Linked DNA regions of Homo sapiens: region 1 is linked to region 2. A link is a loop called in an ENCODE intact Hi-C map of the cell type or tissue named here. Cell type or tissue: dorsolateral prefrontal cortex. All regions are shown on one strand. Links, peaks and the distances in the headings refer to the core of each region. The heading gives the core; the rest is flanking DNA. Region 1 overlaps ASB9 (ankyrin repeat and SOCS box containing 9). Region 2 has its middle 13 kb from the start of GEMIN8.

The links. Hi-C counts contacts between places; a loop is a spot of excess contacts. Peaks named below come from ENCODE experiments on the same cell type or tissue, not always from the same donor. Only the 100,000 strongest peaks of a DNase experiment are listed, where the experiment ranks them.
Region 1: it touches region 2 in a loop (18-fold over the local background); 63 of 110 quality-filtered maps call a loop at or near these places.

What each region holds. Positions count from the first base shown.
Region 1 is chrX:15,232,411-15,248,221 of GRCh38, forward strand. It overlaps ASB9 (ankyrin repeat and SOCS box containing 9), which reads right to left. Exons shown (of 7, transcript NM_001031739.3): 7 at 11,577-12,220. The coding sequence ends at 12,096. Among named protein-coding and RNA genes, the nearest start is that of ASB9, 30 kb to the right of the region's middle. In dorsolateral prefrontal cortex, for the core only: CTCF peaks have their summits at 10,708 (motif pointing left) and 10,916; a DNase peak (open chromatin) is centred at 10,700; H3K27me3 peaks cover 6,300 bases.
Region 2 is chrX:14,034,531-14,050,326 of GRCh38, forward strand. No RefSeq gene overlaps it. Among named protein-coding and RNA genes, the nearest start is that of GEMIN8, 13 kb to the left of the region's middle. In dorsolateral prefrontal cortex, for the core only: CTCF peaks have their summits at 4,994 (motif pointing right) and 5,194; a DNase peak (open chromatin) is centred at 4,981; H3K27me3 peaks cover 4,437 bases.

The DNA.
Region 1 (15,811 bases), core at 7,172-15,171, 1.2 Mb after region 2:
AGAGAAGATGAAAAGCAAAATACACAATGCTATAGGTCTTGAACTCCTGGACTCAAGCGAACCTCCTGCCTCAGCCTCCAAAAGTGCTGGGATTACAGGCGTGAGCCATGGCACCTGGCCACACAATGCTACAGGTTTGCTGTTGAGTTGGTTGGGAAGAAGCTGCTGGCTGGTTGTTTTTCATAAGCTGTTGGGAAGGAAGGGAAGAGGACAGGTGGTAAATAATTTTCCCAAAAGTAAAATAGCCAGTAATTGGAAGAGTTGGGTATAGAAGCAAGATCTTTCCACTAACATGCCACACCCCACCCCAATACCAACTTCTTTCTACAATTCTGTACTGTCACAATAAGAAACTGAAATAGTAGTCAGTCACACACAATTTACCTAGAGTGGCCAAATGAAGCCTCATCAAATTAAACAGCTTGGAGTTTGTGACCAGCCTGGCCAACATGGTGAAACCCCATCTCTACTAAAAATTCAAAAATTAGCTGGGTCTGGTGGCATGCTCCTGTAATCCCAGCTACTTGGGAGGCTGAGGCAGGAGAATCGCTTGAACCTGGGAGGCAGAGGCTGCAGTGAGCCGAGATCACGCCATTGCACTCCAGCCTGGGGACAGCACGAGACTCCGTCTCAATAAATAAATAAATAAACAAGTTTGTCCTTAGCTTGTGTTTAAGCCATAAAAGTGAGGCACACCTTTGTGTGAGGGACATCATCAAAACATCTCCCTTAGCTCTCCCCACAAGCTGGCATTCTTCTGAAGCAGTTAACAAAAGCCAGCCTCATTGTACATAGTCTAACTGTCCCCAGAAGGCAGTCATGACTGGAGTCAGTGGTATTGGCTCTTAAAAGCTGGATGTGCAAATTTGTTTCCAAATTTTGCATTCGGTTATGTCATGTTGGTAGCTTGAAATTGGCCATGGTAGGCATTTCTACACCACAGAAACTGGCAAACACTACAAACCAAGTGCTTGTAATTTTTTACTGGGGATTTGGATGTTAAACATTTTACCAGCACATCACTACTCAACGACTAGTGTCCATGACAAAATGTCATTATGTTGCCTCTGGTGGTCAGGTAAATCATGTGATGAAGTGCTTTCTATATTGAAAGCAGCCATATATCATATATTGTTCTGTTATTCTCATTGGGGAAAACAAGCGTCCTAACTGATTTCTGAGTCATTCTTCTTGTGACTAACAAACTAATTCAGAGAAGCTTATTATTCCGTGACTCTCCACTTAAAGAGGGACCTTTGCCCTCTATGACAAGCCTAAGAAGATGAAAGTTACAGAAAAAGCTGTTTGTTTTAATGACTTCTTTTAGCACAGTACAGTTGGAAGTCTCACATCAAACCAAAGTTTTTCTCTCAAAGTAGCTGTCTCCAGTCCTGACCTAGAGTGGAAATCACATGAGACACAGAAATTCACAGCTCAAGGAGAATTATCTGCCAGCATCATTGAGCAACCAATTTAGCATCACTGCCACTGGTGAGGATCCATAGTAGAACAGCTGCCTTCAATCCACAGATTATTGAGCTAAAGACAGAGAATTGCTTATTCATTAATCAGAGTGAACAATGTCATCATTGACCAGGCAAGAGAAAGAGTATATTTAAAGCCTTGGAAACTGACAAATCGAGATTTCCACTGGTCAAAGTCTTTCCAAATCCCTGGTGTAGTGTCTTCCCTGTAGCTGGTACTGGCACACGTTTGGTTCTTCCTCTTGTCTGCTACTAAATCCCCAGAGTACAGAGTACATTTTCACTAAACCCAACTGACATAGGCAGCGATTGGATCAGAAGAGCTTATTAATGAACTGAAGGGCACAACAAGGACTGCTTACATCACTAACTGTTGGTAGCTAGGGGCTGTGCAGGAAACTTTTTTTTAAATTTTTTTTTTATCACCAGCAGTTAGGTCCAGAATATAACTGATAACAGCCACATTTGAATTACATTCCTACAAACACCACAGTTAATGTCAGTTCTGGAAAATGCAGGGAGGAAAACCACCAAGGTGATGCTCTAGTTAATAAAAATATTCCAAGGAAACCATTTTCATCTCAAATGATTACTCTTAGCTTTGTCTGAGAGAATACCTAGACTATCCTTGGGTGGCAAATGACTCCAGCGACCCTTGCTATTTGGGTGTCAGTCCTTTCCGTTAAGACTAGAAAAGTAGCCTGTAATCCCAGCACTTTGGGAGGCCGAGGCGGGCGAATGACGAGGTCAGGAGATCGAGACCATCCTGGCTAACACGGTGAAACCCCATCTCTACTAAAAATACAAAAAATTAGCCAGGTGTGGTGGCGGGCGCCTGTAGTCCCAGCTACTCAGGAGGCTGAGGCAGGAGAATGGCGTGAACCCAGGAGGCGGAGCTTGCAGTGAGCCGAGATTGCGCCACTGCACTCCAGCCTGGGTGACAGAGCGAGACTCCATCTCAAAAAAAAAAAGACTAGAAAAGTATATCTGTTACAGACTGTATAGCATCAGCCCTCCATATTCATGGGTTCTGCATCCAGAGATTTCAAAAATATTGAAGAAAAACAATTAAAACATAACAATTAAAAATACAGTACAATAACTATATAGTATTTATATTGTATTCAGTATTTTAAGTAATCTAGAGATGATTTAAAGTACATGGGAGGATGTGCCTAGGTTATATGAAAATCCTGTATCATTTTATGTCAGGGACTTGAGCATCTGTGGATTTTAGTATCCAACAGTGATCCTGGAACCAATTCCCCAAGGATACTGGAAGAGGACTGTACCTGTTGGCTCTGTTTCAGTTAGGTTCCTGCCAGCAATGGTCTTCCAACGAGTAAAGGCTGATTTGCATCTATGCTGCTCTCTCCATATTCTTTTCTCCTTATGACAAGCAGCATGAAGGACTGCTGGCCTGGGGAACACATCTTATCTGAATTCCTGGAAGAGACAAGCCAATAGACCCACTTATGACCAAGAACTGGACACTCACATGCTCTTAGTAATCATTAGATTCTAACGAATAGAATCTACTCAAGTTAGGTTAAGTAAAAGGATAAAGATCTCCTGGAAGAGGAAGCTGTATAGGTTCCAGGAAAAGCAGGAATGAAGAAGATAGTTTCAGGAAGTTTAACAATACACATACGTGCATACTTACTCTGGTGTCCTACCACTTATCTGACTCAGTTGTCCATTCTCTGAGTCTTTGTATTGCTTGATTCAAATTTTCCAAAGAAGAAACATCAGTGACCACTGATAAGCATACAGATTGACTACCCTGAGAGTGCTGTCTATCCCTGTCTCATTAGACAGTGGGCAAAGCAATGTAGGATGGTTTCATATTCTCAGGACTAACAACAGGGAACAAGGTAAGATTGAATAGGAAATCAGTCATGGAAGACATATCCACTAGCATCTTTACTCAGTACCATAACAAACCAAAGAATAGTGCCATAGTCTGCAGTTTACTTTTTAAATGAATGGTGCTCTGGATCTGCACATTATGAAATTTACCTCTAAATCAATCATGTAAGCTGGCTTAGGCTCAAAAGAAAAAATATATACATACATAAAGGTAAAACAAGCAGCCATTCTATCATTTCAGCCATCCAATGAATAGATTGACCATGAAAAAAATCAACTGAGCCAAAATGTTTGATCTGATGATCTAGAGCAGAAGGAGCAGAAGGATTTGACATTCGTGTGGCAATAAAAATTATTGTTATATTAATTGTGCTTACTTCTCATTGTGAGGTTAATGTTTTGCTCTTCATTGCTAATTATAGATCAGGGTCAGAAAACTTTTTCTGTAAAGGACCAGATAGTAAATAATTTAAGTTATTCAGGCCATCTGCTCTCTGTGACAACCTCTCAACTCTTCTGACATGCTGATGCAGCCATAGACAATATGTAAATTAATGGGTGTAGCCAATTGCCAATAAAGTTTTATTTACAAAAACAGGTGGCAAGATGGATTCCGTCTGCTAACCATTGTTTGTCAACCTCTGTTTTAGATCATTTCTTGTTCTTCTCTGTCAAACATCTAGGTTTTTTTACATACATACCATCAGAGGACACAACCCCCCACTCCTCCTTGTTGTGGTCATCAAGAAATGTCTGGTTATTACCGGGAGGCGGAGGTTGCAATGAGCCGAGATCGCGCCACTGCACTCCAACCTGGGCGACAGAGCGTGACTCCGTCTCAAAAAAAAAAAGAAAAAAGAAAAAAAAGAAAAGAAAAGAAACGTCAGGTTATTAGATCCAACTATATTGTTGCAAATGACAGGATCTCAGTTTTTTATGGCTGAATAGTACTCCATTGTGCGTATGTACCACATTTTCTTTATTCATTCATCTGTTGATGGACACTTAAGTTGCTTCCAAATATTGGCTATTATGAATGGTGCTGCAATATACATGGGAGTGCAGATATCTCTTCTATATCCTGATTTCTTTTCTTTTGGGTTATATACCTCAGAATGAGATTGTTGGATCATATAGTAGCTCTAATTTTAGTTTTTTGGGAAACCTCCAAACTGTTCTCCATAGTGGTTACACTAATTTACATTCCTACCAGCAGTGTATGAGGGTTCCCTTTTCTCCACATCCTTGCCAGAAATTGTTATTGTCTGTCTTTTGGATAAAAGCCATTTCTATCTTCCTTTTAATCGTTGATGCTTGTCATTGTTCTTGACAACTTTTCCACTCATAGCGAAGACAATTCACCCTGCATCCTAGCGTCTCTGTCCCTTGAAGTCTTCACTTCCAATAATCTTCTCATCTACATCACTTAATCCACCCACTTTCTCTTAGAGTCTGCCATCTCCAATAACCAAACTACCTGTAAAATCTTGATTTCGAGCCTCTCACTAACCATCAAGCCCTCTCTCTCTCTCTAATTCACTCACTCTAGTACCCCAGACACCAATAGTTCTTTGACTCACTGAGACCACTAGAACCTCCAGTCCATTGACCCTATCACTTTTTCACCATACACCATCCCTGCCCTCGCAAGTCCTCCTATCCCTCCTTGCGCAGTTTAGACAGCAGTCATACTCTTGGATACTCCCCTTAACTCCATTGTTCCTCTTTCCCGGTTCTTTACCCAAGCTACAGCTGTACCTGAGCACTAAATATGGCTGGAGGAAAACAAGCATGACCACGGTGCTCAAGTGGGCACTCAACATACCTAACAAGCCTACCATGTTTATCTAGTAACGTTAACTTTCCCACTCTTGGAGACAATTACTTTACATCTTTCTTATTCTCCAACCTCCAAAGTCACCTCCCTATAATCACTTTTTCTGTTTTGTTGGCGAATAGAAATTATCCAAGCTTGTATTTCCCTGGGCTCAGGAACATTTGTGCTGCAGAGTTGAAGGTTATGGTTCCCCAGAGGCAGGTGCCTTCTGTGATGAGTGCCCACTTTCTTGGCTTGCATCTCTGAAACTCACTGAGGGAATTATGCTAGATTTTCCCAGGATTAGAAGACAGAGAGCACTTGGAGACCTAGGGTAGAGTTTGCTAACATGGAGAGACTTTAATTCTCCAAGACTAAAGGGGATCTGGGGTTTGGGAATGGGTCCCAGAAGCTGGTGCTCATGTCCTCTTCCCACATAACAGCTTGTGTTGGAGAGGTGGCACAGCATTAAGAGGGAGTGGCTACAGGGTCTCTGTAGGAAGGCTGGGTCTCAGGCACTAGGGCTCCCAGCCCCAGCCTGAGCATTATGTTACATGGTTGCCTCGGAGCCTCCTGCCTCCAAAGAACCACATGGGCCTAGACTACAAACATCATTAGCGGCCACCTGGACCTAAGACCAAAGGGCCCTTCTTGTATGTTCTGGGCAACACAAACCCGTGATATCTCTGCTTAACCCTTCAGTGGAGCCCATATTGTGACTAATGTTGAATTTCCAGCCAGGCTGATGGTGGTTAAGAATCAATTAAATTCTCTTTAGAGAACTAAAAAGGACATTCTTTAAACCTTATGTTGAAAAATAAAATGCAGACCCGCTACATTTGATTCTGTACAATGCAACTCAGAGGAATAAATTTCTACCACTGGCTTTCTGAAGCACATCCTTAAGCGAAATGCACAAAATGTGAATTGAATGAAAATCAAGGTGATACTATACTATCCCCAGTTTTCATGGTCATAGCTCAACATTTACAATGTAAATACTTAGGCTTCCAAGTATGATACAACAGAGGTGTCTTCTTGAATGAATGACACATCAACACTTAGAATATCACATTAAAATTCCCACACAGACCTGTAGAACCATCTGATTTTTACTGTACTAAAAAAACCCCAAGCTTTTCAAAAGGGCATTGAAAGTTAGAAAATCTCATATCTTCAGGAATGAGCAAAGAGGCCTTAGGTGGGAAAGGAAGTGAGCAGAAATCAATTTTACTTGCTTCGGTCTCACAATGGATTTTGCAAAGTAAAGGGTAGAAAATCAATCTTGTCAAATCAGTGAGAATTTATACACTTGAAGGAGTCAAAAGGTCTTGGAGGGTATATTAGGTAGTAACACATTCTTCTTTATCACATCATAGAGGTGATAGCATGAAGATTGAACCCTTTTCTGTACTGAGAGGACCCTGCCAAGGATTTTGGCCTTGTTTCTCATTCAGAAGAGCCCAAGGCAGAACCAATCCTGAGACTGACTTCCTTAGTTCCCCAGTCCAAACACCCTGAAGGGAAGGATGGATCAAGACATAGGAAGCCCTAGCTGTTCCTGTTCTTTACTCACAAAAACAAACAAACAAACAAAACCTCCAGGTTACATCTAACAGAAAGCCCCCCTGCCCTGCCTCTGGAAGTGCACGCCTTTGGAATTTGCAGGCACCTCAGCCATATGATAAGATTGGTCTGTGGTCATGAAGTAAGTCTATTTCACAATGAGTAGGAGCTGGTCACTCCCAGTGACACCACCGTGGAATGAGACAAGAAACCAGAGTGTGGGAGGTGGGCCTTGAACAGAAGGGAGGCTCGTTTTCTCTCTGGGCTTCACTCTCCAGGATGTGGAGGAAACATCACAGATAAGTGAAGTCAGGAGAGGTAAGGCACCAATGTCCTCTATCCCAGGGATGTTGGCCAAAAGCTAGGCCAGGAGGTGAACCTGTAGCAAACTCAGCTTCCCTCTTCGTTTCCACAAACTTTAATGAAGCCTCTTGTAAAACATCTGCTTACTTGGAACTTTCTTGCTTAGATTTATAGAAGAGTCATGAAGGCCAGCAGAAGAGAGAACAGCACTCCCCCACCACACCACACCCGCTAGGTGAGCACGCCAGTGGCCCTGTACTTAGTGAAAAGGCCCCAAAGGGAAGCGTCAAGGCTGAGAAGTCCCACTTCCTGGCCCCACCTGGACTTTTCATTCATCACACTGCCAAACTTGATGATGTAGGCTTGATGTGATTAAAGGAAACTGACAGAAGCGTATGACCTTGGGGAAGTTGCTTGACCTCTCTAAGCCTCAGTTTCCGTAGCTGTAAAATGGATATAATAACAGCACCTATATAATAGAATTATTATAAGTATTAAATGAGTTGATGTTTGTGAAATTCTTAGGGCCATGCCTGGCATGGAGTAAACACTGTATGCATGTTGGATGGAATAAAAATAATCATTATGCAGGGCAGGTGGGGGGGCGGGGGAGGGGGGGCACAAAAAAAAAAGAAATAATCATGGCCGGGCACAGTGGCTCACGCCTGTAATCCCAGCAGTTTGGGAGGCCGAGGCGCACGAATCATCTGAGGTCAGAAGTTCGAGACCAGCCTGGCCAACATGGTGAAACCCCGTCTCTACTAAAAGTACAAAAATTAGCCAGGCGTGGTGGCCTGCGCCTGTAGTCCCAGCTACTTGGGAGGCTGAGGCAGGAGAATTGCTCGAACCCGGGAGGCAGAGGTTGCAGTGAGCTGAGCTGGCGCCAATGCACTCCAGCCTGGGTGACAGAGTGAGATGCTGTGTCAAAAAAAAAAAGAATCATAATTATGATATTATGTATTGTACTTCAGATAAATCAACACAGAACTGATGGCTATTAGGTATTAACAGGTTTGGTGGGCAGAATTCTAAGATGCCCCCAAGATTCTAAGCCTCTGGTGTACATACTTCTTTTGCCAGTTATTCAATCAAACACTATCCTGGGTGGTGCTTTGAAGTGATTTTGAAGATACAATTAAGGTCCCAAATTACAGGGTGGGCCTGTCCTAATCAGGTGAGCCCTTTAGAAGCAGAGCTCTTGCCGCCAGCCAGCTGGTCACAAGGTAGGAAGTCAGGGAGATGCACTCCACCTGGCCTGGAAGAAAGTGCACATCGACATCAAGAATATCCTGTGGAAAGGGTCACATGTCAAAAAACTGTCGCTGGTCTTCAGACGATGAGAGCAATCTCGGCTGACAACTAGCAGGAAAAGAGAGACCTCAGCCTACAATTGCAAGGAACTGAATTCTGCCAACAACCAATGAGCTCAGAAGACCTCTGAGCCCCAGATGAAAACCATTGCCCTAGCCAACACCTTGATTGCAGCCATGTGAGACCCCCAAAGCCGAGAATGCAGCCACCCCATCCCTGAAATTCTGACCTACAGAAATTACGAGACAATCAATTGGTGTTATTTTAAGCCACTTAAGTTTGTGATCATTTGTTACACGCAATAGAAAACCATTACAGAGGAAAGAAAAGAAATACACAATTAGGAAATAAGCAGCCAATTTTGTCCAAAGCCCAGGAAGCTTCTCCTCCACCCTCCCACATTACAGGGAAAGACTTTGTCACTAAGTCATTCCAAAATAATACCAGTTCAGAAAAAAGTTCATTTGCCATGTTAGCTTTGGTCTTATGGGAAGGGGTCGTCATTCTGTGCTCACCAGCATCACTGGCAGAACAAGGCTGACCCATTTGCCTCAGGAGACAGCAAGTTTGGGACCTCCCAGGCTGGTTCATGTGATAAGGGAAAGGGCTCTGTGATGTCCAGGCCTAAACCTGGCACAGCCTCCCGGTATCACACTGGGACCTCTGACCTACAGACTGGGCTCCACCTCCTTTCCCAGACCTACCAGGAAATTAAGCAGGGTGTTTTTAGGACCCAGTGACCAGTACTCTGGGATTCATTGAAGAAAAGAGAAGGTGGAGTGTGTACTGATTAACAGCCCTGGCTTGGGCATTAAACTCCGGCTTCACCACCTACTGACTTTGTTAAGTTCCTTAACCCCTCTGCACCCCCATCCATAAAATCGGGATAAGAACTGTGAGGGTTTGAGGGAAGGTTTATAAATCACTAATGCATCATGCCTAGCTTTCAGCAAGCCATCTAGAATGGGAGCTATTATTCAGTTGGTTTTGATGCTGGCTTGGTCTGAGGCTGAAGCCCTAATGCTGGGCTTTTATCATATTATGAAGGCTGAAACCTCATGCTCCAGAGTAGACAGCTGAGCCCATCTTAGACCCTCATTTCTGAGCCCCTAATGTCTGCTTAATGGCTGGCCACTGCGACCTGGTACACGGAGTATCAGCCCATGTCAATTAGCCCCATTATAAACCCTGAAGAAATAAGCCATCCTTTCCTGGTCCCTTCCTCTTGCCTTCCTCTTTCATTGTAACATGAATTGTGCTAGCAATGGGCACCAAGTAGCCAGCATGTGTACTGAATAAAAGCAAGGAATATGTAGTACAATGACAATGAGATTGGTTGACAATAAATATGTGTCGTTTGCAATCTAAAAACAGACAAAATGATCATTTAAAAAAGATGGGTTCATGAGTTTATGTCCATCATTCATAAAGGTAAGGTCTATTCAATGCCACTTAACCAGCTTTGATGATAGAATTTATGAGGTTGTACCAGGTTGGAATGATAAAGCACTCAAAGGTATATGCCACTTATAAATATAACCACATCTAGACTCATAACAGATTATTTAAATATAATATTCTTTTTGAGCATGGCTAAGTGAGGTCATTTGAAATTTTCCTAAATTGCTATGAGTGAAGTGGTAACGGTATTTTTCCCATCTGTAGGGATGACCATCTATTATATGGACTTGCAAATTGATTAACTGCCTGGACTATCTAAGAAGAAAAAAATGCTGTTCTAATAATTGTTACAGTTCTGGGTTAAACTCGGTGGATTTGACTGAAGGAAGATTAACATAAGCAAGGGTCTGATACATTTTATATGAGAAACCATGCTATTTTCTAAACTGGTGCTTTCAGAAAGAAAACCATAGCAAAACGTCTACAGCTCCTCACCCCTTAGCGGATGACTCTGACCAGAGCGTAACATCCAAGAAATCAAGTATCTTTACCTGTCACATTCCTTACCACCCTGGTGCCTAGAATAGTGCCTGATAAAGACATGGGAATTCATCACATATTTTCTAAGTAAATGAACTAAATGAATTACCTAGTGGCAGGATGTTGATGTTAATTAACGGCGTAAATCCTAAGCAGTACATGTAAATATGATCAGATCAATTTTTTTAAAAGTAGGAGGTAAAGTTCTGTTAAAAAGAAGTAGGAGAGGTAACGTTCTGTAAAGTCACATTTGGATTATTGTGTACATAGGAAAAGAAGGAAACCCGGTGTCAGTGGAATCTATCACTACAAAGTTTTCATTCTTGAATGGAAATTTCCAGAGCTTATGTTGTAAACCATTTTATGATGGGTCATTTATGAGGAGCAAACCTTTCGCTTAAGTGACTGTGACAACAGTGCCATCTGCTGGGAAACTAGCTGTGCATTTTAGACTAATATTCTGGAGTCTTTCATATAGCAAATTAAAAATTACAGAAAAATTATATTGGAAATAGATTTAGAGATCATCTAGACCATATGTAATCTTACAGGTAAGGATTTGACTTAAGGAGTTACAATTTTCTTTCGATTGATGCAATGGAGCCCCAAATTCATCTCTCAGAGAGATAACTGAAACTACAGCCATCATTACTAAATTATACCAGTGTTCCTGTAAATCTGAAACTGAAAGGCAGTTAAAAATCCATTCCTCGAGCCTCCAAAGAGCACAGTCCAATAGAAATCTGTTCAATGGGGCAATGGAACTTTCTTCTGCAATAATCTGTACCTGCACTGTTCAATACAGTAGCCACTAGCCATTTGTGCATATTTTATACCTGAAATGTGGCTAATGACACTGAGAAACTGGATTTTTAATTTTACCTAATTTTAATTAATTTACACTTCTAAATAGGCACATGGCTACAGCAGGGTTTCTCAACCTGGGCACTACAGTATTAACAGTTTGGACTGGAAAGTTCTTTGCGGTGGGGCTGTCCTGTACATTGTAAGAGGCTTTGCAGCATTCCAGACCTCTACCCACTACATGCCTGTAGCACCCCTCCTCAGTTGTCACAAACAAAATGTCTCCAGTTATTGTTAAACATCACTGGGTAACAAAATTAACCCCAGTGGAGAACCACTGAACTAGTTGCTACTGTATTAAGCAGCAAGGTTCTAGAATATGCTTAATATGTATAGTGTTTTGGTTGAAAAAAAGAACTGGCGCCCACACTATGCTAGGACAGTAGTGGTTTTGTTGTAACAACAGGGAAGCTTAAAACAAATTAGACAAGCCAAGAAATATGTTTCTTTATTTTCATTCCCATATAGCAGAGATGGAACCAGGACAGTGATGCTGGAAAAGCCTGCCTCGATCAAGTCATCACATAAGTTAATGTCAGAAAACCTGTATTTGAATTTGACTCCTCTATCCTTACTCTGGAAAATTGGACATCTTGACCCAGTGGCTGTGAGGGCTAAATTAGATGATGCAGAAAGTGCTTGGCATGCAGTAGATATGCAAAACAATAACTTATGACACTCTCCATGCAGGGAAAAAAGTCTTCATGCCTTCTAACTAATAATACAAACGTATGCAGTGTCTTTCAACCCTGGCTTGAGTTTAACAAATACAAATTGAATAGAAAAAATTAGTCAAACTCCATAAACAAGTTTATAACAAATACAAATCTAATCGAAAAAACTAGTCAAACTCTATAAATCCAACTTGATTTTAAAATTCTAGTGGCTACAACACTCAATAATGTTTTCACATCGTTTGTGAATCCATTCCCTAGATGCATTTAAAGATGTAGGAGAAACTGTTTCAGATCCTCTGGGAGGACGAGTTTGGTTATCTTATGATGCTGCTGGATTCCAAAACACTTCCGAATTCTAAGGCGGCATAACTGCATCAAAGAAGGGGGCCCTGGAGAAAGATCATAAGACAAGTCATACAATGGTGCTATTGATCTAAGACTCCTTTTTTTTAAAAAAAAAAAGCATCCAAGATAGAACATTGTTATAAGGAAATAATATTGAACTATTTAAGACCATTTTCTGGGGTTTTTTTGTAGAAGGCATTTTTAGGCTATGTTCTCTCTTTTCCGGTAGCTAATTGAAATAAGCTTGTTAGGTTTTTAATTTAGAACAGAGTGAAAGAAATTTAAAGCTTAGCCTCACTAATGGAGGCTTAAATAAGCTAACTTGGGAATTACACAGCTATACAAAAATTCCAATAATACAAATAAAATTTATGTTTAATGGTGTTCTTTTATCTTTAAAAATAAGGGCATATTTCTAGATGCAAACATTTTTATTTTATAACTTGAGCAAATTAAGGTACTCAAAAATAATGAGCTCACAGTGAATCCTAAGAGTATGTGAAGTCGTGTTTGTTTTTACATCCTGTATTCAGAGCTATTCCAATGCTTCAATTCATAAGTGAAAAGTGAACTAGCTAGCACAAACCTTGCTTAGGGAACACCCAACAGTTTACATTTTAGGACAGTGGTTCACAACTGGGAGGAGGCTCAGGGAAGGAAAGGAGGAGGAGATCATTTTGCTCCTCAGGGGACATTTGGCAGTGTCTGGAGACATTTTTGGTTGCCAAAACTTGAGGAAGGGTGCTACTGGCATCTAATGGGAGAGGCCAAGGATGCTTCTAAAAATCCCAGAGTACACAGGACAGCCCCCAACTGATTCAAAATGTCAATAGCGTCAAGGTTGAGAAACTCTGTTATAGGGCAAAAGGATGGGGAATGATTTTCCCTGCCCCCCTACCCCTGTTCCTGCATCAAATTGTAATGGGAATCTTCTTTTGGTTATTTTTTAAAAAGCAAAACTATATACCCTCAAGAACTCCATAAAGCCGTAGCCCTCAATCCAGGTAGCACTTCAGACTCACCTGGGGTGGGGGTACATTCAACTACATGGACGCTGAGTCCCCCCAACCAGGGATGTTGCTTCAGTTATTGTTGGGTGAAGCCCAAGCATCTGGATTTTCTAAAGGCATGTGCCCGAGGTCATCTGAGTGTGCGGTCAGGGTTGTGAATACATCCAAAAGGATACTGTGGTCTCTATTTTCCTATAGCAATACCACCAACTACAGGATCAACCGAGTTAACTTATCTCTCAAGGTGATGCAGAACAAGGAGAGATGGAACTCGACACATATACAATCAAAAAAATACTTGCAGTATTTTAAACCAGGCCCTAACAGAAGGGCCCTGTTGGAGTAAGGCACCTATGAGATGATGCCCAGTATACTCAAAGCATTTAAAAATGAACGGCTTCCCAGTGTTCTCAAGGCACATATTAACGAGCAGCAAAAAGCACACTGTGGGGAAACTGAACCTAATCTAACCTCACTAAGGAATGTTGAAACATGTGACTGATCATCTGTGCTAGAAACGCTGTCAGAGGCAACCGTAGGAGGTACTGATAAAGCATTACAAATAACAAGATCTCAGAGCAGGCCTGATAGAGAATTAAGAAAAGTGGGATGTCACAGGAAACTCAGTGTATTAATAACTACTGATGCCAACTGAATGCTGCTGTTTACTACAAGTAAGACAATGTAAAACAACTGTAGCTTCAAGTCCATAGACACAGAGCTGAAAACCCACTACAGATTTGCAGTCACTTGCTGGCACCTGCAAATATTCAAGGGGTTTGCTTTGCTCGGTAATAAAACCAGCTAATTGTGTATTTATGAATTGGCATATTCCTTTGGGCCTTGATTTCTTTTTTCCCCCAGCAACAACCATTGATGTTTTGTTTTTTGTTTTTTGAGACTGAGTCTCACTCTGTCGCCCAGGCTGGAGTGCAGTGGTGTGATCTCAGCTCACTGCAAGCTCCACTTCCCAGGTTCACACCATTCTCCTGCCTCAGCCTCCCGAGTACCTGGGACTACAGGTGCCTGCCACCACGCCCGGCTAATTTTTTTTGTATTTTTAGAAGAGACGGGGTTTCACCGTGTTAGCCAGGATGGTCTCTATCTCCTGAACTCATGATCCACCCACCTTGGCCTCCCAAAGTGTGGAGATTACAGGCGTGAGCCACCGTGCCCGGCCAGCAACAACCATTGATGTTTTAAAGCCAAAGTGCACTGGGTGAGGGGGGATGGGGGCTGCGGTCATGTTGGGCTGACAGTCATTTCTAGGTTTTAATTGAGCAAACACTGCTTTAGATGCTTATCAAGGGTGAGGTGGCAATATTCTTAAAATCTTTTCCCTTTTCTCAGAAAACGGGAAAATCTTACCTTTCCTAACACCCACGCAAAGCCCAATTCAGAACATGGTTGGGTTTTACCAACATTCTCCTGTTGCCATACCATTGAAAGAGGACAGTAATTGAATAAATTCCCTTCCCCAGGAAACGGAGAAACAGGTGGACTGAAGCAAATGAATGTAGGGGCACCCAGAGACAGAAACTGCTGTGAGCAATCCACAGGTCTAGTTTTCTGCACTTTCCTGACCCCATTTCTTGTGGGCTCCGAGCCCTCTGAGAGGTGACTACACCAAAACCCCAAAATTGACTCATGGAGGCAAAACAAGTAGTGATTCTCTCCAGCAGCAAATGACACCTCATAAACTAGTGGGACCATAGGCCACACTGTCACCGTGCAAAACGTAAATTCAAAATTAAAGTAATTACTGTCTCTAGGAATGGCTTTGGGAAATAAAGCAGAAGGGAAAAGCCAGGGGAGGCAATTTGAGAATGCTATGAGGTTGTTTGATGGAGGAGGGGACATATACATCCTACATTAACGTATGCCCTACGTTATGACTGAGGGGGACCTGAGGCACTTTTGCCTTTATGAATCCCTTTCTCAGTGAAAACAATTAAAAATTCTATTTCACAACTGTGTTGGTATAAAGATGATTACAATCCATGTTGTTCTATTCATTTTTTATTCTGATTGTTTAAAAATTAAGATATTTTTATGGGCCTCGTAGACATAGAACTTTTTCAAAACAAGTAATTATTAAAATGCAGATAGAACTGCTCCATGATTATCCCACTGCTTAACTGTAAGGGGCCTCTACTGGACTGTTCCTTGTCCAGGCCTGGAGTCAATCTTTTCTGCCTGACCAGCACTGCTCAGGAGCATAGGCCTTGTTTGGCATGCCCCCAGGCAGGGACTTGACTGCAAGTACCCTGGGGCAGTGAGAGTAGGAGGAAGAAGGATTCCTTAGCCCACTTTACAGTTCTGCCCAAAGCCAACCTTACTGCTCATCATGTGGGGAGAAAATAACTAGATTGTATAACATCAGAATCCTTCTGGTAGGAAGGCCTGCTTCAAAGTCCCAGAATCCCTAAGACTTCAGAGTCCATACTCCGGTAAGAAAAGAAGTACTGAGCTGGTTTCTCAACTGCCTCTGAGCCCATGAAGATTGCAAGAGGTGGCTCCCCAACTTGAGGTGTCTTTGTTCCCCAGCCCAGCCCAGGCCTCAAAGCCCTACTTCCATACACACTGCTCAACCACAATATTTCATTGTTCGAGTTGGGAGTCTCA
Region 2 (15,796 bases), core at 1-8,000:
AATAGATATTTAGAGAATATTTTATCCAATAGCTGCAGAAGACACATTTTTTTCCCTCAACACATGGATTATTCTCAAGGATAGACCATATGTTAGGTCATAAAACAAGTCTTAAAGCATTCAAAAAAATTACAATGATATAAAGCATCTTCTCTGACCATAATGGAATAAAACTAGAAATCGATGAAGAATTTTGGAAACTATTCAAATACATGGAAATTAAACAATATGCTCCTGAATGACCAGTGAGTCAATGAAGAAATTAAGAAGGAAATTGAAAAATGTCTTGAAACAAATGAAAATAGAGGAAGAGGCAGTACTTCCAAACTCATTCTATAAGGCCAATATTACCCTGATACCAAAACCAGACAAAGACACATCTAACAACAACACAAAAAGAATACAAAAGCTACAGGCCAATATCCCTGATGAATATTGATGCAAAAATCCTCAACAAAATATTAGCAAACTGAATTCATCAAACACTAGAAAGATCATTCATCATGCTCAAGTGGGATTTATCCCTGGGATGCAACATAGGCAAATCAATCAATGTGATACATCATATCAACAGAATGAAGGACAAAAACCGTATGATTATTTAGATTGATGCTGAAGAAACATTTGATAAAATTCACCATCCTTTCATCCCAAAAAACCTCAAAAGACTCTACCAAAACATTAGAACTGATAAATTCAGTAAAGTAGCAGGATACAAAATCAATATACGAAAATCAGTAGCATTTCTTATGCTAACGGTGAACAAACTGAAAAAGAAATAAAGTGGTCTAATTTACAATAGCCACAAATAAAATTAAATATATAGGAATTAACCAAAAAAGTGAAATGTCTCTTTAATGAAAACTATAAAACACTGATGAAAGAAATTGAAGAGGACACCAAAAAATGGAAACCCATGTTCATGAATTGGAAGAATCAATATCATTAAGATGTTCATACTACCCAAAATGATCTACAGATTCAATGCAATCCCTTTCAAAATACCAATGACATTCTTCACAGAAATAGAGAAAACAAATCATAAAATCTATATGGAACCACGAAACACCCAGAATATCCAAAGCTATCATAAGAAGAAGAAAAAAAAAACTAGAGGAATCACATTACCTGACTTCAAATTATACTACAGAGCTATAGTAACCAAAACAGCTTGGTATTGGCATAAAAACAGACACATAGACCAATGAACAGAGAACCCAGAAAAAAATCTGCATACCTACAGTGAACTCATTTTCGACAAAGGGGGGAAGAACATACACTGGGGAAAAGATAATCTTTTCAATAAATGGTGCTGGGGAAACTGGATGTCCATATGCATAAGAATGAAACTAGACTCCTGTCTCTCTCACCATATACAAAAATCAAATAAAAATGAATTAAATAATTAAGTCTAAGACCTCACACTATGAAGCTACTACAAGAAAACATTTGGGAAACTCTCCAGGACCACATTCTGGGCAAATATTTCTTGAGTAATACCCCACAAACACAAGCAACCAAAGCAAAAATGGACAAGTGGGATCATATCAAATTAAAAAGCTTCTGCACAGCAAAGGAAACAATCAACAACGTGAAGAAACAGTCCACAGAATGGGAGGAAATATTTGCAAACAAATATTTTCCCCTCTGACAAGGGATTAATCAGCAGAATATATAAGGAGCTCAAACAACTCTACAGAAAAAAAACTCTAATAATCTGATTTTTTAAATGGGCAAAACATTTGAATAGACATTTCTCAAAAGAAAACATACAAATGGCAAACAGGCATATGAAAAGGTGCTCAACATCATTGATCATGAGAGAAATGCAAATCAAAACTATAATGAGATATCATCTCACCCCAGTTAAAATGGCTGATATCCAAAAGACAGGCGGTAACAAATGCTGGCAAGGATGTGGAGAAAAGGGAACCCTCATACACTGTTGTTGGGAATGTAAATTAGTATAACCACTATGGAGAACAGTTTGGAGGTTCTTCAAAAACTAAAAATAGAGCTACCATATGATCTAGCAATCCCACTGCTGGGCATATATCCAAAAGAAAGGATATCAACATATCGAAGAGATATCTGCACTCCCATGTTTGTTGCAGCTCTGTTCACAATAGGCAAGATTTGGAAGCAACCTAAGTGTCCATCAACAGATGAATGGATAAAGAAAATGTGGTACATATACACAACCGAGTACTCTTCGGCCATAAAAAAAAAATGAGATTGCAACAACATAGATAGAACTGGAAGTCATTATGTTAAGTGAAATAAGCCAGGAAAAGAAAGACAAACATTGCATATTCTTACTTATTTGTGGGATCTAAACATCAAAATAATTGAACCCATGGAGATAGAAAGTAGAAGGATGATTACAAGAGGCTAGGAAGCATAGTGGGGGGTGATGGGGAGATGGGGGTGGTTAATGGGCACAAAAAATAAAGTGAATGAATAAGGCCTAGTATTTGATAGCACAACAGGGTGACTATAATTCATAATAATTTAATTGTGCATTTTAAATTAAAAGAGGATAATTGGATTGTAACACAAAAGATAAATGCTTGAGAGGATGGATACCCTATCTTTCATTATGTGATAATTACATTGCATGCCTATATCAAAACATTTCATGTATCCCATAAATACATACACCTATTATATTCCCACAATAATTAAAAACAAAACATTTAAAAAATGAAATAACCACTCTTTATATTTAGCGTATGTCCTCCTAGTTTTGTTCATACTAATAAATTTATATACATACATACTACTTTGTCTCTCTTATACACACGTATAAGACCAAATGGTTTCTTATGGATACTATCGTAACTGTTTCCCAGAAAGCCAACTCTTTGATGGAGTTTAGGGTGCAGGATGTTCGGTAAAGAATGACCTTGGCAAAAAACAGATGCTGGTGGGCCTGCGAAAGTGCTTTGGGAGGCTGAGGCGGCCGTATCACCTGAGGTTGGGAGTTGGAGACCAGCCTGGCCAACATGGTGAAACCCCGTCTCTACTAAAAATGCAAAAATTAGCCGGGCGTGGTGGTGCGTGCCTGTAGTTCCAGCTACTCAGGAGGCTGAAGCAGGAGAATCGCTTGAACCCGGGAGGCAGAGGTTGCAGTGAGCCGAGATCGCGCCACTGCACTCCAGCCTGGGAGACAGAGCGAGAATCCGTCTCCCCGCCGCCAAAAAAAAAAAAAAAAAAAAAAAAAAAATAGTGAATGCTTATACACTACTTGTGGGACTGTAAATTAGGTCATCCACCGTGGAAAGCAGTTTGGAGATTTCTCAAAGAAGTGAGAGTTGAACTACTGTTCGACCCAGCAATCCCATTACTGGGTATATACTCAAAGGAAAAGAAATTCTACCAAAAAGACACATGCACCTGTATGTTCATTGCAGTGCTATTCACAATAGCAAAGAAATGGAATTAGCCCAAGTGCCCATCAATGGTGGATTGGATAAAGAAAATGTGGTACATATGCGCCATGGAATACTACACAGCCATAACAAATAATGAAATTATGTCCTTTGCAGAAACATGGATGCAGATGGAGGTGATTATCCTAAGTGAACTAATGCAGGAATGGAAAACCAAATATCACATGTTCTCACTTATAAGTGAGAGCTAAACATTGGACACACATGGACATAAAGATGGGAACAATAGACACCAGGGAATACAAGAGGAGGGAGACATGGAGGGAAGAAAGGATTGAAATACTACCTGTTAGGTACTATGCTCACTTCCTGGGTGATGGTTTCAATTGTACTGCAAACCTCAGCATCATGCAATACACATTTGTAACAAACCTGCGTGTGTACCCCCAAATCTAAAACAAAAGTTGAAAAACAAAACCAAAACACCCCCCCCCAAAAAAAAGAATGACCTCAGACCAACACCTATGAAAGGGAAAGGAAAGCACGAGATTGGATAGAACAGGGTTTTTCAACTGTGGCATAGAGACATTTCAGACTAGGTGTAACACTTTGTTGTGGGGCTGTCCTGTGCACTATGGGATGCATAGCAGTATCCCTGGGCTCTACCCACTAGATGCCAGTAGCACACATACACACCTCCCTCCCCTTCAGTTGTGATGACCAAAAGTGTTTTCAGACATTGCAAAATATGCTGGTGGTGGGGAAGGAGGGGATAGCAAATTGCCCTCAGTTGAAAACCACTGGGGTAGAGAGAAGGGCTGAGCTTGAATGTGTGCCTAACAACTGTGGTAAACCCCAGGGGATTTAGGGAGCCAGAATGGCCCTTCTGAGTTGTAGAAAGTTGGGCTGATATGGTGGGCACTTTTTTCTCCAGCATGGATCAGTCATTGGATGTGGGCTCCTGAAAAGGGGTGTGACATTGCGTAAGGAGGCTCTCTGTGACTGGAGCCGCAAGTTCCTCATTGAAGGGGAATCTGGAACATCCCAGTGTTCATGGCATGTGCTACTCTGCAGTTGTTCATTTACTTCTCACCATTTTCCATTTAATAATAAAATTCTTGAGAATTGAGACCACATATTATTTTGTTGTGTATCATTGAAATCCAGTATGCTACATGGGAATAAATATTTTTAAATAATGAAACGAAATGAGACAATAATTGGGTGGATATTTGTAAACTTAAATATGATAATAAATGGTTTCATTATGCATTTTATTGAGATATGAGAAACTTTCAAGAGATTTATCCATATTTATATTTAGTTATGAGTTCTTTTTTGAGAAGTAACAATTTACTCAGCTGACAGCACTAAACAGTACTGAGCTAATCTTTAACAATGTTTTGATTTCTGTAAATGAGATTATCAGTAATTTAAAAAGAGGATTAGGAAGTTTGTGTGGGATAGAACCAACTAATTGCTGAAATATACACAGAATTCAAGTATTGAAAAGTTTTACTTTAAAAAGATGTGATTATAAAGCATTGTTTCCTATGTATAGCCCTGTAAAATAATACCCATGTGCATCCGGCAGAGGGCACAATTGTACAAAGTATTGGAGAAATGCTTTTAAAAGGAAGTGCATTAATCTCTCAGTCATAGGCTGTAGTGACACATGTCAGTCACATGTAAATGACTCTATACATCTAAAATTCAATAGTGTATTGTTTTTAGATGATATTTCACTACTGCGTTTCCAGCTCTATTCTTTCACATTGTTTTTAAAGTTACTACATCTTCAACAAAATCCGAATTAGGTTAAAATTAATCTCTAAATAATTTTCATTTCAACTGGCTAAAATAATTTGAGGCCAACAATGTGTAAGGCTTTTTTAGAGCATAATTTTACGTATGTTATGTTTTCTGTCCTCACAAGATATTTTATGGGTCATTGACATAGAAGCACAACTACATATACTGTGCAGAATCACCCTTCTACATTAAGAAAAAAAATCAGGTCCTGTCCCTGTATACTGTCAGATTTTTCTTGGCATGGATCTTGTACATGATGAGCTTGCACGGTGAAATGGATGAATCCCTGTCCGAGGGATGGAAGGTCTGTCTTTGTCCCTTCCTGGTTGTGTCACTACTTCTCAGAGCCTGCCTATCTTCATCTGTTAGTAGAGGAACAATGATGCCCACGGGGCCCTCTTCACACATGGGTGTTGTGAGTTCATGGTTTAAGAGCCATGATATCCACTCATTAGATGCATGTGCCATAGGACAGGAGTAACTGAGTAACTGAAGCAACAGCAGGCGTCAAGAAGTGTCCACTGGACGGTGGTCAGATTCTCTAGTTTTCCCTCTGCTAAGAGTTTGACTGAATGAATCTCTGGGTTCTTGGGCAATTCAGGGAAGTGGGGGAGAGTCAAGTGAGGAGTTAAATTTCTGCTAATCTGGGGAGGAGGGCTTTGACTGGTATTACAACCTCATTTTCACCACAACCTCGTAAAGCAAGTCACTGTTCAAATACATTTCTTAATTTAGATATATTTCTAATTTCACTTTGGTGAATTTATTGTTTGATAGTAATCCAAAACTACACAAGGACAGAATAGCTGTATATGTGAAGGTGTTTATTGCAGTATTGTTTATTGATAATTGGTAAAATTGAAAGCAATTTAGGAACATGGACTATTAGGCAGCCATCAAAATGAAAATTATGAATATTATATAGGCACATGGAAAGTATGTGATGAATGATAAGTCAAGTCAAAGCAAAATAAATCATATATTATGCTAATAGCTATGTAAAAGTTGAGAATATATGTGGTTGGGGAACAATGGCAAGAAAGATGGAATGGTAATAACTTCTAACCTGTCCAGGAGTTAGTAGCAGTCTTTGTGTGTGTGTCTCTCTCTTTCCCTCCTAAATCACATTATTGCGGTTATAGTATATTTGTAGAATGAGACACTTCTAAAGAGATTTTTCGTGCTTTGTTTGAAATACAGTAATGCCCAATTTGTCCAGTCTGTTAGGAAAGAAGTGGCCTATTTAAATGACTTATGAATCTTCTTTTCCCCATTAACTGATGTTTACTCCTCTAAACACAAAAACAACAACAACAAAACCATTTTGACTAGAAATCTTTCTAAAATCTATTGTGTACTTTCCTGTCTTCTCCAACAGTTTCCTGAGCACATTTTATTCTTGTCTTTATATCTCAGGCTTACCATGATGAATGTCAATTTCTCTCCCACACTAGAATGCAATGAGCAATACAAATATAGGGTTATTTGCCTCTACATGGCATGATCAAATCTCTTTTGAGTTTTGATTCCTTGGTTCTTATTTTTACATGTTTTCTTTTTTTGTTGTTTGTTCTTTTTCTCACTTTTAGTCTATCAGGTGTCATTTTAATGATTGTCAGTGTTCCAGCCTTTGGCAACCTATCCTTCCTAACCTGCCAACAAATTTGCTGCTTCTAACATGCCTTGTTAGGAAAATCACACAAACGAATTGACTAGAATTATGTGCAGAGAGCTCCAAAAGGTGTTCCATCTTATGTAAGTGTTTGGACAGTGGAGACATGGTGATACCTGTTTTGGTTGTTCAGAGATATTTTGCTTACTTCTCAGCTCTTGGCTGTTTTCTGGATGCGTTGAGGTCTCAGGGAGATGGCCTGTGTACAACAGACATGTTGCTTCAGGGAAAATAGAATACTGACTCACAGAAACAAAGCATAGTAGTCATAAATCCAGTTAACACCAACAAATCAATGGAAACTGAAAGCAGAGTCAAGAAATCAATAGTTATAAAAAAAAAACCCACACTTGGATTTGCTCCATTCTGTTTCCATGACACTTCATCCATTCCATTCATAGACTTCATCCTGGGACAAATTTACCTCCAGTTGAGAAAGAAGCAATGGAATGAGGAAAAGAAGAAATGATAAAAGATAAATTAGAGAATCATAATTTATGGAATTCAAGGATCTTTTCCTTCAGCCAATCAATAAATAGCCCATATTTCAAATATATAAGACATATTTTGAATGTGTAAAGCAGGTTGCTAGGTGCTGTGGAGACTCAAAAGAAGGATGTATTTATGCTCCCTACCCTCACTCATTTTTAATTAAAAAAATTTTTTTGAGATAGAGTCTTGCTGTGTCACCCAGGCTGGAGTGTAGTGGCATGATTACGGCTCACTGCAGCCTCGAACTCCTAGGGTCAAGTGATCCTCCCACCTCAGCCTCCCAAGTAGCTGGGACCACAGGCATACACCACTACGCCCAGCTAATTTTTGCATTTTTGGTAGAGATGAGTTTTTGCCATGTTTCCCAGGCTGGTATCGAACTTCTGGGCTCAAGCAATCTGCCCACCTTGGCCTCTAAAAGTGTTGGGATTACAGTCATGAGCCACCATGCCTGCCTGGCCTATTTATTTATTTAGAGATAAGCTCTTACTCTTTTGCCCAGGCTGGAGGGCAGTGGCACAATTACAACTCACTGGAGCCTTTTTTTTTCCTTCCTACAAAAGAATTAAAAATAGGAGTAGAGTGGACCCTCTGTGCAATTAAAAATTAATTAATTTAATTTCACTAAATTGTACATTAACTCTGTGAATATAGGTGTTATATAAATTCAGGCATTTCTGCTACCCAGGGTGAGTGCTATTTTCTTTTAGTTCTGCTGTCTAAAATAAGACTCCAGTTCAACCTTAGCCACAGTGGATGTGTGGGTATTTTATTGAAGAGAGTTTATACTATAATTTGTTGAGCTTCACCCTGCTCTTGAAAGTATTTATGCACTTCCAGGGCTTGGGAAAATTTATTACACTTCCAAGCCTTCTCTTTCTTCCAAAAAACAAAAAAAATACCCAACAAAATTTGCAGTAACCACAAAACGAATAAGCAAACCCACCTCCTAATCTTCAGAATGGTGGTTGGAAGATAACTTGTAATGGGACATAATTTTTGGTTTCTATTGCTTAATTCTCAAGAACCTTACAGATTCCAAGGATCAATGTATAAAAAGTCATCTACACTTTGTAGGGGAGAAGGAGTGTCTTTCCTCACTCATTATAAGGTTCATGACTATAGGGGAGAAAATATAATTTCTTATTTTTACCCCTCTCTTAGTTGAGACACTCCTGAAAACGAAAGTCACGTTAACAAGAGAAAAACCAGCAGAAGTTTATTGACACGTGCTGTACCCATCACTTGGGAGAGGCCTCTGTTCAAAAGTATTTCTCTCTTAAGGCAGTGGCTTAGGGGACTTGCTTAAATAGTATTTCAACAAACAGCCTTAAATCCTATAGTGACAAGACAAAGAAGAGAGCATTTTCAGGCTTCCAAAAGGTGGGCAAATGTGGGAAGGTAAACTTATGGGAAGAGTCAAGTTTGTTCCTAGGTCCTCTGGCACTGTTATCTCTCAGCTGATGAGCAAGTGTAGGCAGGAAAAGTCAGGGAGGAGGACAGGAAGACCTTTGTCTTTGTAAATTGCTCTCCTGTCATCAGGCAGGCAGAGGGAGGGGCAGAGTGTCCTCTGGTGTTTTAACCTTCTTCAGGTCAATAGTCCTCAGTGTTTTAGACAGAAATATTTTGGGTTCCTTCATGGCTGAAACCCCAATAACAAATGACAGATTAAAAAGAGAAAAGCATAGCAAGTTTACTCAATATAAATTTTACATAACACAGGAAGCTTCAGAAATGAAAACCCAGAGACTAAGGGAAAACCATATTTTTGTGGACAGTCATGCAGAAGTGTGATTGGAGGACAAAATAATATGACATAGTGGTAGTAAATTTGGGGGAACTTAGCAAGGCCTGTTTGTTCAGATTCTTTTTGGCCTCTCTGTGTAACATTTCTTTCCTCTAGGTATAGGGCAGGACACCTGTCATATGAGGGTCTTCAGGGGAGAAAGGAAGGAGAGGGTCAGAGACTGACCTTCCTAGATTCTATGGCCTGTTTCAGGGGAGAATGGTGGGAGAAGATGAGAGAGACCTTCCTGCTTCTGCCATTTTCTCAATTGCCAAGCTACTGTATTTTGGGGTATTGTGTTCTGAGCCTGTCAGCTTAGATTAATGTTTGAGAAGTGACCATTTTGTAATAATCAATGCTAATCACTGGACAAATTATTGTACAGTGTAATTAGAAATGATCATCAACACTGGATAAATTATCTGAATGTTCATACTGTTTTATTGCTTGCCATGTGCAGGCATAGACTGTCTATGGAAGGAAAGGGAGTATATTTGGAGTGAATAACAGTGTTGTCTACATTAGGCTAGATTTGCTGGTCATTGTTATAGAAAGCCATTTAAGCAAATGTTATCACTTCCGTAGTTTGACGGCTACAGTAATGAAAACCTAAGGTGTCTTATTGTTATCTGAACATATTACATATTAGAAATGAATGTATCTATTGAATTCTGAATTATTCATGGTAGTAGTGACAAGGTTAATGTTTAGAAAAATTACTTAATCACACATATTGGAATAAGCCAAAATAAAGTGTTTAGAGTCTTGAAACCATTCCAAAATCACATTTTACCCAATAACTGAAAAAATATTCTTCCATCACACTTTGAAAGCACTGTGAATAATCATGAAATAACAGTACCCTTTCAAATTTTGGCTAATTTTTTGTTGGAAATGATGATGGGGGACAAGATGGTCCAAAGGTTAGGAACTAGAGAATACTTTCTCTTCTGGCTATATGATCCTATAAACATCTACAAATTTGGTGATCAGTAGCTCAGTGAATGTTAAGGGTAATGTACGCTCTCAATTTATTAGGTATCCATTGGTTTTCTATTAAACTAAATGTATGTAATCAATTTAATATGCATGATTGATAAGACCCATAGAAATAAAATACTAGTTGAATCCTTTACAGCAGTGGTTCTTAGCTTTGAATTCATATTGGAAACACTTGAACAGCTTTTAAAAATCCCAAACCCAGGTCACATTCCAGACCAATTAAACTAGAATCTCTTGGGGATGAGGCCCAGATATCCGTACTTTTAAAGCTCACTAGATAGTTCTAATATGTAGCCAACTTTGAGAAATACTACTTTATAGAACATCTCTGCTTACTCTTAGTTAAGTTTAAGTATTTCAGGGACTCTTTCTTTAACAATCATTAACAGTCTTTTTCTTAAACAGTCTTTAGGGACTGTTTCTGTTTCTTTTTCTTTAAATGGAAGCAAATCATTCCAAAATAATAGTTTATTTGTTTTATTTTATTCCTATCTGTTTTTTTTTGCTCTTGTTTCATTTTGTTTTATTTTTGCCAAGTTGATCAATATAGCATAATGGCATATGGAGTCAGGTCATTCTCAGTTTGAATGCAGATTGGGCTATTTACCAGTTGTCATAGATTGGCAATGTATTTAATCTCTAAGCAAGTTTCCCCCTGCCCCATCTATAGCAGTATTTCTCAACTGGAGGCAATTTTTTCCCACCAGGAGACATTTGTCAATGTTGGAGATGTTTTTGATTGTTACTGCTGGGGAGTTGTTTTTGACATCTACTGGGTAGAGGCCAGGGATGCTGCTCAACATCCTACAATGCACAGGACAGAGCCATAGCAAAGAATTATCTGGCTCCAAAAGTCACTAGTGCTGAGGTAAAGGAACCCTGATCTACAGAGTGAGGCTCTAGAGTCTGACTGCATTCAAAGTCTTATTTCTCTACTTCCTAACTGTGTAATCTTGAGCAATTTACTGAATGTATTCTTGCCTGAATCCCATGTGAAAATGCAGATATTATTAGCACCCACTTTGGAGTTGATGGGAGGTTTAAATGGGATAATGCATTTGGAGCATTAATACAGTGCAAATTATTACCACAATATGTGTCTTTCTGTTCTGGGGCATTTATGGCCTTTTGTCAGTATCCCTGAGATAATTTGTTTGATATATCTCTTGATAATCTGAGTTCATATTCCGTGGTTCAGTGGGAGAAGAGAAAAAGGGGTTGGAGGCTGGAGTTGTCTTTGAACATGTACATGCTTTCAATTTTAAGTGGGAATTCAGAGGAGATAGTTACACAGCACACTGTTAAATTCCTTCTCCCACTTTTCACTTTCCTCCCCCAGCTCACCACTAGCTTGACAATTGTATTGGGTTGGAGTATTCAAATAAAAAGCTTGTATTCAGCCAAATAAAAGTCAAAGAGATTCTTTTAAGTACAGGTTCTAAGGGAAAGTGCTTAACAGCAATGAGCACAGTTTATTTATTTATTATTTTATTATTATTTTTGAAAGCTCTAGGGTACACGTGCATGATGTGCAGATTTGTTACATAGGTAAACATGTGCCATGGTGGTTTGCTGTACCTATCAACCCATCACCTAGATATTAAGCCCAGCATGCATTAGCTCTTTTCCCTAATGCTCTCGGCCCCATGCCCCGACAGGCCCCAGTGTATTGTTCTCCTCCCTGTGTCCATGTGTCCTCATTGTTCAGCTCCCACTTATAAGTGAGAATATGTGGTGCTTGGTTTTCTGATTAACACGGTTTATTTGTAAACTTTATATTTATTATTAACAAGAAGCAGATAGCAACAGGAGTTTGAAATTCGGGGAAAAAAAAGCTCTGTGTTGGAAATAGAAATCTGGGACTTACTACTACAGAAGGAGTCAAAGTTATGGGAAAGAATGAGATTTCAAGGGAGACTGTAGGGAGAAGAGAGAAGAGGGCTCAGGATGTAATGTGAGAAATAAAGCTCAGCTAATAGTTAGTGCAAACCTACTGTGTGCTTGCCGGTCACCTTTCTAATCTATTATACTACATTTGGCTTTTAGGGAGAGTCACCTCCTATTCACAGTCCTCATCCCCAAGTGTTCTGAATCTGGCTTGAAACTAATAAATGAATCTTTACTGAAGACAATATGGAATGCTCACAAAATTAGGTAGAAAATTCCTATGTCGATTGCTGTCCATGAATCAGATTCATTTTTAATTTTTGTCATTATAATTATATAATCATATCACACAATTTGAATTTTTCTCTATGCATATGCTTTCCTGTACTCATAGTGTGCACAAAACTATGCATGTTTTTATAACAACTTTATTGAGGTATAACTCACATACCATATAGTTCACCAATTTAAAATACACAATTCAATAGTTTTTAGTATGGCTTCAAAATGTCTCTTCAAATGGCTATATCATAATTTGCTAGGTCTTTCTTCTATGTGGGGATATTTAAGTTGTTTCTAATTTTTTACCACTATAAGTAGATTTTTCTGCATGTAGATTTTAAAATATTTGGATTATTTTATTTTTAAAACTTTTTATTCTTTAATTGATACATTATAATTGTACATATTTGTGATGTACAATTTGATGCTTTGATATATGTACAGATTGTATAATGTTCAAAGCAGGGTAGCTAGCATATCTATCACCCCATGCATATATCATTTCTTTGTGGTGAGAACATTAAAAAATCTCTCTTCTAATTTGTAATATACAATACTTTGCCATTGACCATAGTCACCCTACTGTGTAATACAACACCAGAACTTATCCCTGTTGCCTAATTTTAACTTTGTACACACTGACCAACCTCTCCTCATCCTGCCCTTCCCCATTCCCTCCCCAGTTTCTGATATAAACACTGTTCTTCTCTCTACTTCTATGAGATCACTTTTTCTTAGATTCCACATAACAGTGAGATCATGTGGTATTTGTCATTCTGTGTCTGGCTCATTTCATGTATTAATATGATATCCTCCAGGTTTGTCCATTTTGTCTCAAATGACAGAATATCACTCTTTTTAATGGCTGAATACTATTCTATTGTGTAGATATATCACATTTTCCTTATCCATTCATCTGTTTTTGGACATTTAGGTTGATTCCAAGTCTTGGCTGTTATGGATAGTGCTGCAGTAAACATGGGAGTGCAGATATCTCTTTGATGTACTGATTTCATTTCCTTTGGATATATATCCAGTAGTGGGATTGCTGGATTATACAGTAGTTCTATTTCTAACTTTTTGAGGAGCCACCATACTGTTTTCCATAATGACTCTACTAATTTACATTCCCACCAGCACTGTGTAAGGGTTCCCTTTTCTCCATATCCTTGCCAAGAGTGGTTTTCTTTCATCTTTTTGAAAATAGCCATTCTAATTAGAGTGAGGTCACATTTCATTGTGGTTTTCATTTGCATTTCCCTGATGATTAGTGATGCTGAGCATTTTTTCATATACCTGTTGGTCATTTGTATGTTTTCTTTTGAGAAATGTCTGTTAAGGTCTTTTGCCCATTTAAAAATCAGATTATGTTTTTGTTTGCTGTTGTTTAAGTTCCTTATATATTGTGGACATTAGCCCCTTGTGAGATGTATAGTTTGCAAATATTTTCTCCCATTCTATAGGTTGTCTCTTCACTCTGTTGTTTCTGTTGCTGTGGAAAAGCTTCTTAGTTTGACAAACATACAAAAATCAGTAGCATTTCTGTATGCTGATAGTAAATGATTTGAAAAAGAAATCAAGAAAACAATTATATTTAGCATAGTTATAAAATGTACATAGGAATAAACTTAACTGAAGAGGTGAAAGATTTCTACATCAAAAGTATAAAACACTGAAAGAAATTGAAGATGACACAAATAAATGAAAAGATAGCTCATGTTTATGGATGGGAAAAATTGATATTGTTAAAATGGTCTTACCACCCAAAGCAATCTACAGATTTAATATAATCCCTATCAAAATACCAATGATCTTTTTCACAGAAATAGAACAAAATGATCCAAAAATTCATGGGAAACCACGAAAGACCCCCAAATAGCCAAAGCAATCTTAAGCAAAAAGAACAAAGCTGGAGGCATCACACTACCTGACTTCAAAATATACTACAAAGCTGTGGTAACCAAAACAGCATGGTACTGGCATAAAAATAAACACATGGACAAATGAAACACAACAGAAAGTCCAGAAATAAATCCATGCACTTATGACCAAACTGATTTTTGATAATGGTGACAAGAACACACACTGGGGAAAGAATAGTCTCTTCAAAAGATGGTACTAGAAAAGCTGGATATCCACATGCAGAAGGATGAGACTAGATCCCTACCTCTTTTACCATACACAAAAATTAACTCAAAATGGATTAAAGACTTACATGTAAAACCAGAAACTATGAAACGACTAGAAGAAAACGTTGGGAAACATTTGATGACAATGAGCTGGGCAAGGATTTTTAGTTAAGACCTCAAAAGCACAGGCAACAAAAGCAAAAATTAGATAAATGGATTATTTTTAAAGCCACATTCAAGATCTATTTTGAAGTCTTTCTTTGTCCATGAAGAATGCATAAAGGAATGTGCAACTGGAAAATTTTGTGTAATGGAGAAACTTGTAAAATGGATTAATAATTATCATTAAAGGATTAAACTGGGAGAAAGCTCCCCAAAAGAGAATTTCAAACAGGCAGTGAACACTAGTTTGGCTACCTAACCCATCTTTGAGTGGAGATGAATAGCTTCTCCCTGCCTTCACTTGAATAAAACTAAACTTAGGTGTATGCCAATATTCACTATTAAGATGGTACACTTACATTTATTATTACCTAAACATGGATTTGTATTGTATGAAAGCCAGATAATATAAGCAAAAGGAAGGAAAGAAAAATCTCTTTCTGGGTTTGAGACCAGCCTGCTCAACAAAGGGAGCGAGACCCTGTTTCAAAAAATATGTATAAATAAAAATAAAAGAAAAATCCCCTCCTGGGAATGAGAAAATCATTGCCATTTTCTTATTTTTTTTGTTTTATTATTTATTTATTTTAACTTTTATTTTAGGTTCAGGGAATATGTGCAGTTTGTTATGTAGGTAAGCTACGTGTCATGGGGGTTTGGTGTACAGATTATTTAGTCACCCAGGTAATCAGCATAGTAGTATTTTGATCCTCACCCTCCTCCCACCTTCCACCTATGGACAGTTTGAATAAATGCCACATGAGCTCTGAAACTGCTGGGGTTTCTCCAAGGAAATCCCCTTAGAGAAAAGTAACATCTTCTATTTCATTTGGTCTTCTAGTTAGTTTAGATGTATTTAAGAGCAAAATTCATACAAATACGTGGAAGAAAGTTTCAGTGGGCTCTTCCACTTACTTCAGAAAATTGATTTAAAATAGGATTGATGTTAATTCCCAAGGCATTAATTAGACAGCTTGTAGGGTCCATCTTCTGCTAATTTCAATAATTTCCCTAAATTTTGCTTTATCTCTTTCATATGCAGAGATGTTCTCCTAAACTAATTTGATCAACACAAAAGAGATTTTATTTTCCTGGAAAAAAATCCAGCCCTTTAAAAAAATCATTGAATGTCAAATTATGAATACAGGACTACTTCTACACATTTATAATTCACATTCAA